Linked DNA regions of Homo sapiens: region 2 is linked to region 1. The links are chromatin loops, found by intact Hi-C in ENCODE. Cell type or tissue: mucosa of descending colon. All regions are shown on one strand.

Evidence for each region. Peaks named below come from ENCODE experiments on the same cell type or tissue, not always from the same donor. Only the 100,000 strongest peaks of a DNase experiment are listed, where the experiment ranks them.
Region 2: a loop joins it to region 1, with 7 times the contacts of the local background. A loop is called at or near these places in 3 of 110 quality-filtered maps.

What each region holds. Positions count from the first base shown.
Region 1 is chr13:28,378,244-28,386,243 of GRCh38, reverse strand. It overlaps FLT1 (fms related receptor tyrosine kinase 1), which reads left to right. Exons shown (of 30, transcript NM_002019.4): 14 at 1,213-1,359. Among named protein-coding and RNA genes, the nearest start is that of FLT1, 110 kb to the left of the region's middle. In mucosa of descending colon, no CTCF peak of the experiment used is centred here; no DNase peak of the experiment used is centred here.
Region 2 is chr13:28,618,893-28,626,892 of GRCh38, reverse strand. No RefSeq gene overlaps it. Among named protein-coding and RNA genes, the nearest start is that of POMP, 36 kb to the left of the region's middle. In mucosa of descending colon, no CTCF peak of the experiment used is centred here; a DNase peak (open chromatin) is centred at 4,409.

The DNA.
Region 1 (8,000 bases):
GGAAAGGTTTTGGGACGTGGCAGAACCCTGCAGGGACATGGAATTAAGGCCATTGCAATGTATCATCTTTGTAGCATTGTCATCACTCCTAAGCTGCCTTCACAGTTTTAGTACACTAAGATGAGGAAATCGAAAATGGGCAGAGAAAGCTCATACTGTATAATTGAAGACAGTGACAGAGAACGTGTCAGTTATGCCAAAACTCTTTTGATTTCTGTTCCAGGATTTCCAACAAGAGGGGAAAGGAATGACTTGGGAGGGTGGGAAAGACATTAGGAGTTGTTTTTATTTTTTACCTTGGAAGCTTTAGCTACCAATCCAGTACCCTCCTAACTAGAATGTATACACATCAGCAGGACTGACTGACTACTTCATTAGAGATATACTGTACTCATTGGGGGCCTTGGGGGTACTGCTGTTCTTATGTGGGATTTTAATGTTGTAATGTATTGCATCTTAATGTATTGAATTCATTTTGTTGTACTATATTGGTTGGCATTTTATTAAAATAAATTGTATTGTATCATATTTGTATGTTTTAAGAGAAAATAATATAAAATACAATATTTGTACTATTATATAGTGCAAAAACTACAAATCTGTGCCTCTGCCTCTTGAATTAATTCTTTGGTTGCTTGCATTTGGGAAGGGAATGGAGAAAGGAAAGAACCAATAAAGCTTTCAAAGTTCAAGAAATTCTCCTGTTTGGTCTGCTGCCTTACAACTTAGGTTACTGACAGTTGAGTAACACAAACACGCCCCCACAAATACATCAATCAAAACTCACACAAAATTATATTAGCCTATCACTACAGCACTATATATTTATATAAAAATCATTACAAGACTATACACAAAATCATGTTTTTGATTTATAGCTTCTAAACTATTATGCAAAATCCTTGAGTTTTAGAAAAGCTCCTCTCAAAAAAAGGAAGGAAACTAGCTAGCTAGGCAAAAGCCTTTGTATTGAAATCTAAAAATACAAAATCTAGTCCTTGATTTCACTGTGTTGTAATAAATTTCAATTTATCGTAGCATCTTATTAAAGTAGAAGCAGCAGGTTAATGATTGAAGAGAAAGTGAACAAATGAAAATGAAACCTAATAGTTGAGTTTTGCTGTTTCTCTGTATATTTTAAATGTTGATATGCATAGACAATACAAGAATAAAGTTGACGAGTAATCACAGCTCCCTTTCTTTCTTCACTAGATCAGGAAGCACCATACCTCCTGCGAAACCTCAGTGATCACACAGTGGCCATCAGCAGTTCCACCACTTTAGACTGTCATGCTAATGGTGTCCCCGAGCCTCAGATCACTTGGTTTAAAAACAACCACAAAATACAACAAGAGCCTGGTAAGAGACTTTTTTTTCTTCCATTTATTATTTCTCATCTTTCATCAGCCCCCCTTTCCCTTAACAGTCCCGTCACCTGCTTCCAGTATGTATAGACCTACTTGCTGATAGAGCCCCAAACACTGGGATCTGGTTCATGCTGATAGCAATGTCCAGTGAGGAATATTTGGGCCAGTTCCTATGCAGACCATATTCCTAACCCATAGAAAGATCCTGCAGAATCTATTCAGCTGGAAGTCTTTAAATAGTGCATTCAGAAAGAAATGAGAAGAGCCATGTAGAAAATGATTCAGTTCACCATGACGGCTGGGAAAGTGAGCAGTTAGTTTCTTGGCTTTGAGGTATTGTAGAACTTGGAACACCTGGCATATGTGAAGTTCAGAAAAGTAGATTTATAATCTCGTTTTCTTTCTTTCTTTTTTTTTTTTTTTTTTTTGAGATGGAGTCTCACTCTGTCAACCAGGCTGGAGTACAGTGACACCATCTTGGCTCACTGCAACCTCCTCCTCCTGGGTTCAAGCTATTCTCCTACCTCAACCATCCAAGTAGCTGGGCAAGTAGTTGGGACTACAGGCATGTGCTGTCACCATGCCAGGCTAATTTTTGTATTTTTAATAGAGACAAGGTTTCACCATGTTGGCCAGGCTGGTCTCAAACTCCTGACCTCAGGTAATCCACCTGCCTTGGCCTCCCAAAGTGCTGGGATTATAGGCGCATGCCACTGCGTCTGGCCAGTTTATAATCTTTTAAATTCATCTACGCAGATGTTAAGGATTTGGTAAAAAGAAAACTTTTTAAATTGTGTTTGATCATACTAGTAAAAAACATAAATCTACACCAGTGGGTATAGGTTTATTTTCTTTCAACAATACATATAGTGCCATGGGATCCGTGGGAAATTGGTTCCAGCACCTTCTGCAGATTCCAAAATGCACTGATGCTCAAGTTCCTTATATAAAATGGTATGACATGGTATTTGCATATAACCTACACATACCTTCCTGCATACTTTAATCATCTCTAGGTTACTTTTTTTGTTTGTTTGTTTGTTTTTTGAGACAGTCTCACTCTGTCACCAGGCTGGAGTGCAGTGGCACGATCTCACTCAGCTCACTGCAGCCTCCACCTCCTGGGTTCAAGCGATTGTCATGCCTCGGCCTCTCAAGTGGCTGGGATTACAGGTGCCCGCCGCCACACCCAGCTAATTTTTTTTTTTTTAAATTGAGACAGAGTCTCGCTCTGTCGCCCAGGCTGGAGTGCAGTGGTGCGCTCTCAGCTCACTGCAAGCTCTACCACCCAGGTCACGCCATTCTCCTGACTCAGCCTCCCGAGTAGCTGGGACTACAGGTGCCCGCCACCACGCCTGGCTAATTTTTTGTATTTTTAGTAGAGATGGGGTTTCATCATGTTGGCCAGGATGGTCTTGATCTCCTGACCTTGTGATCCGCCTGCCTCAGCCTCCCAAAGTGCTGGGATTACAGGCATGAGCCACCACACCCGGCTCTAGGTTACTTTTAATACCTGATACAATACCTACACATCATTTCATGTGAACTCAATGTAGTACTTGGTGCGTGAAAAGTTCTTTGGTTTTTGGAACTTGTGGAATTTTTTTGTTGAATTCACAGATGCAGATCCACATATACAGAAGGCTGACTGTACTTTTTTTTTTTGAGATGGAGTCTCGCTGTGGGCTGACTGTACTCTTAAAAACAACGAGACTTAAACCAATAAGTATAAACACTGTCTATTGCCTGCTTCATAAATCTGTGGTTAAATAAGAGTACAATGAAATTATTTATGATTTTAATTGATATTCATATTTTATTAAAAATAAAATTGCCATTTATTTCCAATATTCCAACAATCTAAATCAAATAAACAGCAATATGGAGTAGTCCTTAAATGTAAGTCCTCTACACAAAATGAAACCTCCATTTGAGTTTGATGCACAGAATGGGGTTGTGGTATAACAACTCCAAATTTTAAGATATCTGCAAATGTCTTAGAGAGACCTTACACTCAGCAGGTTCAAAACCAATCACATCACTTCATTTTTCTCCATAAAGTAGCACCTCCTCTTATACTGACATCAAATATTTAATCATCCAAACTAGAAGGTGATGGTCTCTCCTTTGCCCTCTTCATCTAATCAATCACCAGACTGAGCAGATTACACCTACTAAATACTAAATATTTCTCAAATCCATTCCTTTCTCTGCTTCCCCATTATTCTCTCGGTCCAGACACTCATTACCTAGCCTCTGAACACCTTCAGTGGTCTCCAAACTTGTCTCCCTATCTCTCTTTGCATCTACTTTCAACACAACAGTATAAAATGCAGCTGTGAACATGTCACTTCCCTGCTTCAAGTCTTCCACCGGCTCCAACTCTTCAACCCTAACACACTTCGATGAAGTTCAAGAATCTGACAGAGAATGCCCTCAATATCTAGCCCCTGCCTACTCCTACGACGTTATGCTCAGAGTCGCCTGACTTGAATTTTATAACTTTATATTCCAGCAGTGCCAAACTCTGGTAGATCACTGCAGACATTATGCTGTTTAAACTCCCTATGCTTTCTTTGGTTCCTGTTTACTCTCCGCCTGGAGTACCTTCCCTTCCTTTGTCGCATCCCTTAAGACCCAGATTGGGTGTTCTCTCTCCAACTAGGCCTTACACAACTCCCACAAATAGGAGGCAGATCCTCCGTGAGTCTTTATTACTTATAACTGTTTCTACTTCTCTCTTGCTGAGACTTTTAAAAATCATCAGTTCATGTGTGTCAGTATTACCTATGCATATTTCTACTCCTCTCTTATGTATTTTTTTAAATCACCAGTTCATATATGTCTCCCCTCCAGAGGGCAGATAGATAGTTTATCTTATTTGTCTTATTTATGTCTTGTCTTTTCATCTTCAGAACCTAACACAGTACTTGACAATTAATAAATAAATGTTCCATGAATGAATGAATAAATGGTTTTCAGAAAATCTTAGGCTATCCTTAGCAAACTCATAGTGGTAGCACAAAAGCCTCGATTTGGCATGGGGGTGGGGCCCATATCATGGAAGTTTTAAAGCTCAAGGGACCTTTAGAGTATCTTTAGTCTAACATGTAGAATGGAAAACTTAGGCTCAAAGAGGTAAAGTGATTTGCCTAAGATGACACACTACCAAGATGGGTAGTTTTGTGGAAAGCTAGTCCCTTGAGAGGTTCTCCCAGAATAAAAGGATGAATAAATACATGAATAAATAGCTTGTGAAAGAAATTGGTAAACTGTACTAAGTTTTTTTGTTTTTGTTTTGTTTGTTTGTTTGTTTTTGAGATGGAGTCTTGCTCTGTCGCCCAGGCTGGAGTGCAGTGGCATGATCTTGGCTCACTGCAACCTCCATCTCCTGTGTTCAAGTGATTCTCCTGACTCAGCCTTCTGAGTAGCTGGGATTACAGACATCTGCCACCATGCCTGGTTAATTTTTTGTATTTTTAGTAGAGATGGGGGTTTCACCATGTTGGCCAAGCTGGTCTCAAACTCCTGACCTCAAGTGATCCACCCACCTTGACCTCCCAAATTGCTGGGATTACAGGTGTGACCCACCGCACAGGGCCAACTGTGCTAAGTTCTGTATTCCTCAAACTTACTTGATCACAAAATCCATTTTATGAAAGATTAGTGTAGGATGTTGAGTGATTCTTTGAAAGAAGTAAATGTGAAATAAGTTCAGTTTTTATAATTTGGAAGTGGGTTAAAGAATCAGAGTTAAAATGATTTGGGAAGCTTAGAACCATTATGAGACTAGAGGAGAGACAAGGCAAGAGAATGTGTCTCAGCAGCTACCACATGCAAAAAAAGAGTCCAGTGTGCTGGGGAGATCAGGGCTTGAGTCCTAGCATGGCCCTCATGAGTCATATAAGAATTTGGGCAACTCATTATTCCTTACTCTCGGAGCCCTTTTTCCCCTATTTATAAAATTGGGATAATTCTGACCACACAGGGATATGGTAAGGTTTAAATGAGTTAACGTAAGCTGGCCCATAGTCTTGGCTTGTTCAATGCTGCCTTCTGACCCACCTCATTTATACAGAAATTGTCCAGTGAGTTGGCAGAATTCACTGGAAGGCATCAGAGTTAATTAATAAGCTCAAATGTCAAACAACCCTAAAACAAAATAATACAGATTCTCCCCCCACCACCCCTCCACCACCCAGCTTTCTCTGATCTTCTGAGGGCCAAACCAAAAGAATAATATCTAAAAACAGGTCATATAAAGTCTTACACAAAATATTCTATAAATATCATTCTAGGATGCTACTATTTAGCAATTTAGCACTTATTAAGTTCAGCTATACCAAGTCAGCAATTTTCTTTCTCTCGCTTCCTTTTATTCACTCTGTAAAACCACTATAGCCTTTAGGAAAGGGCTTTCTTAATTTTCTGGAGATAATCTTCCCCATGTATATAGTTTCTGTAAAGTTCCATACGTAATATTCCCATTTCAGGAGCAAATGCAATAGCCAATGCAATATGCTCCATGACGATGACCCTTATGTTTGTATATATGAGTATCTTCAAAACTGCCAACTCTTTTATGACTATTTCTTTTTGTAAACCTATGAATAAAGGTAACCAAAGTGATAATCCCTGATTCGCCAATTGTTGCAAAACTGAAATGGAAGAGTATTAAGATCATGGCCTGCAAAGACTGAAAAGTAGTTTGTTATATACTCAGCCTTTAGCCAGCTTGACTGAGTTTTAAAACCCTGAAAATAAACTGTGTGTCCTTTAGATACTTGAGGTGCACCTTTTAGATGAAGCCTGGCAGCTCAAAAAGGATTGATATAGCAAGAGAATTTTAGTGACCTTGGATCATTGATAGGATCCAGTCCATTATCATTGTTATTTTTTAAATGATGACTTGCTCCCATTCCAAAGAAAATATTAGAGAGGAAGTGAGGCACACACAAGGGCTCAAGCTTTGTACAAGCGCCTATAAAATGCCTACTTGGGGTAGTTGGAGCTTTTTCCTCCCTTATCATTTCCTTTCAGGAAAAAACTGTCAGTGGGGCACAGCCATTCACCAGAAGAAAGGCAGTTTTAAGAAAGTGTTATAAAAGCTGAGTAGTAAATTCTTGAGCCAAAGGGCATCAAGCAGGAATAAAAGGGATCTTAAGCATGCAGGCCCTGGAACGCATGTGAACGGATTGCAAGAGACAATCTTGGCCAGGGCAACCCAAACAAGAAGAGACAGGGCCTTGCACACCACACTGCCTGAGTACCTCGGGGTTGGCATGCTGTCTGCTGCGCGTGCCCAACTCCCAGCACCGCTGTCAGGCTTCTCAGGGCTTCGATTGCTTGGCCCCATCCAGCTCGTTAGCACTAACTTCCTGCTGCGCCCTGACACCACTCTTCCTCACTTTTTCCTTTCTCCTCTTCTCCCTTCGGTCCTCTGGGCCATGGGCTGCCTTCAGTTCTTGCCTGAAAAATTCTCTTTCCTCTCACTACGTTATTCTCCTCCCACTAATGCTTTTTTGTTTTGTTTTGTTTTTTTTGAGATGGAGTCTTGCGCTGTCGCTCAAGCTGGAGTGCAGTGGCACAATCTTGGCTCACTGCAAACTCCGCCTCCCAGGTTCTGGTGCTTCAGCCTCCTGAATAGCTGGGATTGCAGGTGCATGCCACAACGCCAGGCTAATTTTTGCATTTTTAGTAGAAACAGGGTTTCACCATGTTGGCCAGGCTGGTCTTGAACTCCTGACCTCAAGTGATCTGCCTGCCTCAGCCTCCCAAAGTGCTGGGATTACAGGTGAGAGCCAACACGCCCAGCCCCACTAATTCTTGATGTCGTGAAAGATCTTCTCTCACCTTCCAGGGAAGTGATTCTTCCTTTTTTCTGATGTCTAGGTTTATTTACAACTCATGTCATTGAGCACATCACTTCATTGTTCTCTGGTGTTACATGTGTTTATTTTATAATATCTTAATATGTCTTCTCTATTAAACATAGCAATATAAGATTTATTGAGCGTTTACCAGGTACCAAGGCACCGTGTTAAGTGTTTTGGAGATAACTCATTTAATTTTCACAACTATCCTTTGAGGTAGGGACATTATTAGATACATTCCACAGATCTGTTTTACTTAACAAGCACCTGCGAGGTTTCTGCTGCTGCTTTAGAACTTACCTAATGCTAATTTGTTTGCTTTTCATTACAATTCTGTGAGGTTTGCTGAATGATTCTGACCGTTTTACAGACTAATGGATGAGGAAGCTGAGACATAGAGAGGAAAAATAACTGGTCCCAGGTCATAGAGTTAGTGAGTAGCCCTCCAAGGTTCAGACCAGAAGAATTTGACTCTGAAGCCTGCACTCTGCACACTGAACATATGGGCATTTAGCATTGAGCATAACTAAATGTTAGCTCACCTCACTCACAAGAGAACAAATGAGCATCAGTTTTAAATGATATAGTGGGCACCAATAAACATGTATTTAAAACAATGAATATCTGCTCATTCTCAGCCCTTAAAGATTAAGTCTCGGTCAGGCACGCTGGCTCATGCCTGTAATCCCAGCACTTTGGGAGGCTGAGGCAGGCTGATCATGAGGTCAAGAGATCGAGACCATCCTGGCCAACATGGTGA
Region 2 (8,000 bases), 240 kb before region 1:
TCCAGGCCTCACCTGTGGCAGGACACATTTTTGACTGTTTAGGATGGACAAAAGCACAAGAACATGATCACCCCACAGCCAGAGGCCCCAGGCCTCCACAACCCTCCCTTCTCTCCCACCGACAATCCCACCCTTAAAAGGCCATCAAGGAATAGTATGACTGGGCGCATGCACAAACTGGAAAAGTGTCATCTCGTAACGTTAAGAGCAGCAATACTCCAAGTATTATGGCAGATGTGATTAGCATAATGGTCCCCAAATTATTATACGCAATGGAATTGACAGAGACATTTGGCTATAATCACTGAGACGCTTTTTTATTCAGTAAGTGCTCCTTAAACATCATGGGGACCTATGCAGACACTGTATAAAGAGGTATTGGCTTTCACTTATCACTTGGCACAAACATACTCATAATAAGCTTAAGAGATTATTCATCATAAGCATTTAAATGCATTTCTCTGCTTCTGCGCCAAACATAGTTGATTCTATGGGGGAAATGAAGCATTAACATATGGAAGGTGAATTCTTAACCACTGCAGAATGATGATCCGTGACTCCTAAATTCAACATGAAAATATTTTATTCTTGGCTCAGGAGCTGCGAAGGAGTTTGGCTAGGGCTGTACTCTCAGACAAGTTAAGAACAAGTTGGGATTGCTTCTCTGTTACTGTGAGAAGGTGTTAGATAAGGGTGCAAATGGGTGTCAACTTTTTGCAAGCACCCTTTGTACAAAAGGCAAAGCAAATGTTTTTAGAGTAAAGAATGACTGAAGGTTTTTTTTGTTTTTTGTTTTTTGTTTTTTGTTTTTTTGAAATGGAGTCTCGCTCTGTCATGCAGGCTGAAGTGTGGTGGCGCCATCTCAGCTCACTGCAACCTCCGCCTCCCAGGTTCAAGCAATTCTCCTGCCTCAACCTCCCAAGTAGTTGGGATTACAGGCACACTCCACCACATCTAACTAATTTTTGTATTTTTAGTAGAGACGGGGTTTTACCATGTTAGTCAGGCTTGTCTCGAACTCCTGACCTCAGGTGATCCATCCGCCTTGGCCTCCCAAAGTGCCGGGATTACAGGCATGAGCCACTGTGCCCAGCCAACGATTGAAGTTTTTAACCCTCTAGAAATGCTCAGCAAGGACCCACTATTTCATAGCTCTCAGGGCAGGGGCCCCAGGGTGTCCCACCTTCACCTCCAAGTCACCTGGACCTAAGCCTAGCAAGGACGCAAAGCTTTCCACATCTCTGTCCCACTTGGTCCCACCTTGATTTTGACGTAAAAATAAACAATGGATTATCTTCCTTCTCTCATCTCATATCACCTTAGCCCTCTTAACATACACAGAGACTATAATATTTGGAATTACTGAGTCCCTTCATTGAAACGTATGCTGTCATATTAGATCAGGTTAATCTTCCCCCTTTCTCCTTCCAGTGGCCTCAGAAGAGAACAGAGCCTCACAGCTGTGAAGGTGATGGGAGGCACTGGCTGCAGGGCAGCGGAGTGGGCTCTGTGGCCGTTTCCCCGCTCCTCCTTGGGGCTTAGGTCCTTGCCACTAAAGGTGATGGGCTCCACCTAGGTCACCTCTAAAGCCCCTGCCAAAGGGCCAGATTCACAAGTCATCCAGGCCTGGGGCTGTTTGCTGGTGCATAGTTTGTAGGAGGGGAGGAATTCCACAGACTTGGTATCTAAGTCAGCCCAGCTCCCAGGCTCCATTGCCTCTCCAAGGTAGAAACCTGCCAATACAAGCAACTTAGTCCCTTTCAGTTTGAATTCTGCTGTTTTGGAGCAGCCCCCGGTCAATTCAGGCCCCTCCCTTTCTCCTTCTTCCAGGTGGGGTCAGGGCTGACAATGTGGGGGCAAGGCTGTTTCTGTTCTGTGGTTGCTGTTGTCTTCAAAGAGCTGGACCTCACCTCCCAGGCCCAGTGTGCTGCCCTCAATCCCTGCTGATGGCCAGGCTTCCCCCTGGTTGTAGTGTCCTGCAAGTGGCATCCCCGTGGCTGGCCTCTCAGCCACTTATATGCATCCTAGGCAGAGGCAGGTGGTGCCAGGACACTGCAGAAGCCTGCCTTGGAATCACGCTGACATGCAGGCCCAATTACGGTGCCCTGAGGCCTTCTGCTGTGAGTCCTCCCTCCTATTCAGGTGCCGAACCTGAAGGTAGATGTCAGACGTTGAAACGAGCGAAGTTCCCTTGTCCCCCTCACAAGGTGTGCAGCGGGGGAGTGGCTTGCTTCTTCAGTGCCCTGTTGCTCAAACCTCTAGGTGAGCATACAGACGGGCAGGCTGTGGAGGCTCCAACCCCATAGCAGTGTCTAGGGATGAATGTTTACAGACCCAGTGGGCGTGTGTTACAGGGTGCTCTTTTAGTTTGGCTGTCCGTAGGCGGCTTGTGTTAGTCAGCTCAATTAGACCCCTGCCTTACCACAACGACAGAGGGCTTTCTGTATCCCAGTGTTCCTGCCTTGGTGTTTGAGAATGCGTGCAAGGTTTTATTGAGTGGAAGTAGCTCTCAACAGATGGGGGAGCCAGAAGGGAGATGGTTTTCCCCTGGAGTGGGGCCACTCAGCAGCCTGGGCTCTCCTCCAACTGCCCCAGCCAAACTCCCCATCGTTCTGCCGGTTGGTGGCCTGCTGGTGCCTGTCCATGCGTTCCTCTCCATGTCCAGCCACCTGTGTGTTCCTCCACTGAGGTGCTTCTCTCCATGTCAGGAGGTGTCTGTGTCTGCCTGCTAGGGTCTCCAGGGGGTTTTCATAGGCACAGGATGGGGGTGTGGCAGGCCAGGGTGTTCTTGGGAAATGCAACACTTGGGCAGGAAATGCCTGTCCTCACCTAGGTCTGTGGAGCCCTAGCCAGGGACCATGCCCTCCTTTACCCAGCACTTCCCTTTCCCTCTTCAGTATCATTTAAAGGGACCACGCTCTTCCCTTCCCAGCACTTCCCTTCGGTATCAACGTGACGTCCTCCAGACTCATCTAGGTTCTGTATTAAGGCCTTTTCTTCAAAGACACTGCATCTTTCTCAGGGGCTCACGGCATCTGGACATTATCCCCATATCCTTCAATTCTCCTCTTCCCCATTACTGGCCCCATTCAACTCAGCTTGGCTAGAAAGCAGCTGTTATGTTATCCTGAATCCCCCCTGGCCAGGTGAGGTGGCTCACACTTGTAATCCCAGCATTTTGGGAGGCTGAGGCTGAAGGAATGCTTGAGGCCAGGAGTTCAAGACCAGCCTGGGCAACATAGTGAGACCTTCTCTCTATTTTTAAAAAAATTATGAAAAAGAAAAAATAATCCTCTCCCTCCTGATTCGCTTACAAAATAATTTATTTATGGAATAATATAAGCAATGAGGGTGAGGGGCCCATTTGGGAATAGGTAGGCCTAGTTCATTCTCCAAAGAATTTACATAAAAAGAAAGATGAATATATATACAGTTTATGGAGATATTTGCAAAGAAACATTAGTTACATTGAAATCCAAGTGCTCAGAGATACAAATGAGACAATGGGCAGAATTAATCTGGATTGCAAACTGCAATCCAGAGGGAGGGAGGAGAGGAAAGGAGAGATTCACACCAGCAGTGGAAGAGAAAGGAGTCCCAGGTCTGGAAGTGGGTTTTGGTGAATGTCCAGGGGTTGCTGGAAGTTCAAAGCAAAGCATGTGGATTTGAGGCTGTAGAACTGGGTGGGAGGCACTGAACAATCTTTTTTTTTTTTTTTTTTGAGACAGTCACACTCTGTCAGCCAGGCTGGAGTGCAGTGACACTGTCATGGCTCCCTGCTGCTTTGACCTCCCAGATTTAAGCGATCCTTCCACCTCAGCCTCCTAAGTAGCTTGGACCACAGGTACATGCCAGCATGCTTGGCTAATTTCTTTCTTTCTTTTGTAGAGTTTGCAGTAGGGAGGTGGTCTGTGTATGTTGCCCAGGCTGGTCTTGAACTCCTCAGCTCAAGTGATGCTCCCACCTCCGTCTCCCAAAGTGTTAGGATTATGGGTGTGAGCCACTGCACCAGGCCTAGTGAGCACTCTTGATCAGAACCAAGCTGCCCAAGGAGGGTGTAGGTGAAGAGGGAGGCAGTGGGTTAGCAGCCAGAAGAAACATCCAAGCAGGACAGCACTGACTTTGATTTGATAAGATGATTCCAAAGGTTCCCAGCAGAGTGGAGTAACATGGTCAAGCAGGAGAAATGGCTGCAGCTCATTCAATACCAGCCTGTAGTGGAGATTGGGGGTGGATATAAAGAACAATGTTGCAAACTGCAAAGCCATAGAGGCCTGGTCATGAGATGTGGATGGGATTCTGGGGAAAGGAAGGATACGCTCAGCTGTCAGGCAGGCTGCAGAGAAGGAAGCTGCTGTCCTTGGCAGCTGACGGGGTATGATGAAAACTAGAGAGGCGGCATGGATTACCGAGGCTGCAGGCTTGCGGAAGCGATGGGGACTGGCAAAGCTCACCAGGACAGAGAAGTTGGGCAACAGGCAAGGCTGGGTGAGGGAAGGGTGGGGAGTTTGAGGTCTCAGGCCTATTTGTATTTGGTTGGCAATGTCCTGGAGCCCTTGGTACGTGACTTATAGAAGAAGGAAGGCCGGAATGTGTCTTGGGCTAGGAGGGTGGTGGGAGGCAGTTCTAGGCCATGCAAGGTGCATGGAGGAGCCCCGAGCTGTTCTCTATCCAACAAGAAAGACAAGTGCTCCCCTTAGCAATGTGTAAGTCAGTGAAGGACCTTGTCAGTCCCCTGTCCCTCCGTCTCTGAGCTTGGAAAGTTAAGAACACAGAGCTGGGACACCACTGTCTCAGCTCACATTTGTTTTATGTATAATGTGACATTTGCCTTTAAATTATCTTTATCTTTAAATTATCTTTATGTATATCCTTAAATTATATTTAAATTATCTTTAAAGCATTGACAAAGTAGCATAGTGTACTCACCTGAAAAGAGTTTGGGTTTTGGAGACTCACAAACTTGGATTAAAATCCTAGATCTGGAAAGAAAATGTGGTCTATCCATACAATGGAGTGTAATTCAGCCTTAAAAAAACCAGGAAATTCTGACATGTGCTATAACATGGTTGGATCTTGTGGATGTTATGCTAAGTGAAATAAGCCAGTCACAGAAAGACACATGCTACATTATTCCACTTAGATGAGGTACCTAGGGCGATCCGATTCGTAGAAACATAAAGTAGAATGGTGGTTGCCAGGAACTGGGAAAAAAGGGAAGGAGGAGTTGTGGCTTAATGGGTCAGTTTCAGTTTTGCAAGATGAAAAAGTTCTGGCAATTGTTGCACAATATGCACGTAGTTAACACTGTTGTATTGTACCCTTGAAAACAGTTAAGATGGTACATTTTATGTTAGACGATTCTACCTCAATTAAAAAAAAAAATCCAAGATCCAGTCCTAGTGACTGTGTGGTCTTGACTTTGCACAAGTCACCTAATTTTTTTTGTTTTACCTAATTTCTTGTAGTCTCAGTTTCTTCATCTGTAAGATGGGCGTAGAATACCCACTCATAAAGATATTCTGAGGATGGAATGAAAGCATGTATGTGAAGCCTCCAACGTACCATCAGCGCATAAAAGATGTTTGCATGTTAGTTCAATTAAATGTGCTACATTTAATTCCACTATCATCAAAACCTAAATGGTTCCCTTTTAAGAACCCAGACCCTTTTAAGAAATAGCAGTGTGTCTCAGTGCAGCCCACACAGTACTGAGGATAAAATGGTTAACAGTAATACCCTGAGCTGCTACACCCAAAGGATTTGTAATAGGGCTGCACGAGAAGTGAACCAGCATTTCTTTTGTTGTTGTGGTTGTTTCCAAGACAGGGTCTCACCATGTTGCAGCTGGCCTCAAACTCCTTGGCTCAAGCCCCAGGCTCCCAGGAGTCAGGGACTACAGGTACATGCCACCACGCCTGGTTCTGCATTCTTGTTTTTGATGGGAGAGGGGTCCCATTTAAAAAGGTCACTCTTCTTGTCAAAAGAAGCTGAAAATATTCCCTCCTGACCACACAAATTAGGAAGAAATCAAATACAACTAGCCAGAACTTTGGGTTCTCAGATATGACAGGCCTCAAAAATATGGAGAAGCTTTTTGCAAAAAGTAGACGTCACAAACAACAAGCATTTTGGTTAACCCCAAGGGAAGGAGAAACAAACCTCCTTAGGAATATGATTGCTAAATATTTGATGCTCAAAGTGAAATTTGAACAAGTTCCAGTGTAGAGACAGAGGCCTTACTAGAGAGGTAGAACCAGATAATTGTGGAATATGCTTAGGAGAATCACTAGAACTTGGAGATCCAAGATGAAGAAGAATTCAGCCAAGACTGGAACAGAGAACATTTCCTTAGCCATTCCACGCTGAGTTTTTCTCATTCTTTAGTGAGAAGAATTTGGTGGTTTATGCCAAAATGCCTTTCTATACCATGTGTGGTTTGTTGCATAAAATTAGAAGTTAACAGGAAATGAACTGGATTGGTCTTATTTTATAGCATGGGTTCAAACCCTCTCGATACCTCCTTTTGTTATCTTCATAAAGTCCTGGGTTAAGGACAGCCTCCAGCTATTATTGTAGCAAGATACCTGTGCAGGGTGGACCCCTTCATGATTGCAGTTCAAATCCTGGTGCCCGGAGTTTCCAGGTAAGCAGCAACTCTCACACAATGTTGTCTGGGTGTGCGGCATGTGTAACAATAGTGCACCACACCCAGAAAGACGATATGCCAAAACATTAAAATATCCTACCCAGCCACTGTGTCACGTAGAACACGCATGGCCTAACACAAGCCAGTCCCTCTTAAAATATCAGGGTCATTGACAGGGTCAGTCACAGGCTGACTTAATACCTGCACATTGCTCTCAACTTTCTTAGGCTGTTTACTTAAGCTGTCTCAGGCTTCCTCTCCGCCTTGGTTAACAACATGGCGGCGGGGCTTTGGCATCAGGCAGAACTGAGTTGGAATTCCATCTCTATCCCCTCTAATGACTGTGCAAGCTACTCATGTTACTCAACCTTGCTGAGTTCTTCAGAATTCTGCATCCATGCAGCCATAAAAAAAAGAACAAGATCACGTCCTTTGCAGCAACATGGATGGAGCTGGAGGCCATTATCCTAAGTGAACTAATGCAGAAACAGTAAACCAAAAATCGCATCTTCTCACTTCTAAGTGGGAGGTAAACATTGGGTACACACAGACACAAAGATGAGATCAAGAGACACTGGGGATTCCAAAACAAGGGAGGGAGAGAGGGGATTAAGGGTTGAAAAACGATCTATTGGGTACTATGTTCATTACTTGGGTAATGAGATCATTAGAAGCCTAAACCTCGGCGTCATGCAATATACTCACGTAACAAATCTGCACATGTACCCCCGAATCTAAAGTGAAATTAAAAGAGAAAAGAAAAGAAAAAAAGAATTCCGGATCCTTAGAGAGAATTTAAGAAGCTACCCCAGGTTCAGGGGGAGCAGAGAGAGGACATAGCTGAAGATCACCTGGTCCACATGAGCTCCACTCTAAATGCCAACTGCCGCCTCTCACGTCTTCCCTGTGTCACCCTTTCTCTCATTGCCCCTGTTGCTGATTCTTGTTTCATTCTTTCTCATCCCAGGAACCTGCTCCTAGGCCTTGACCTCTTTCCTTGATGAGCTCTTTCATTCACAGACACTCCTATGCTCACAGAATCTCTGATAACGTCCTTCATGCTCACAAAGATTTCATCTTCCTTTACACACACTCTCCCTTAACTATGTTTCTCCCTTTATTAAAATAAAAAATGGACTGGCCCTTCAATTTCATGCTTGTCCCAAATGCCCTAAATGGATGTAAGAGGGCTGCTAACTTTTCAATGTTCTCTGATCTCACTCTTACAAGGACGTGTATCTTTTTCTTATCATTAAGGTATCTGGTCTATAGGGCAGGGTCTTGTGGTTCGTGTTCCCATCCTCTGTGTGTGTGAGAGAGAAGGCACGTGTTTTCTCGAACGTGTCTGTTT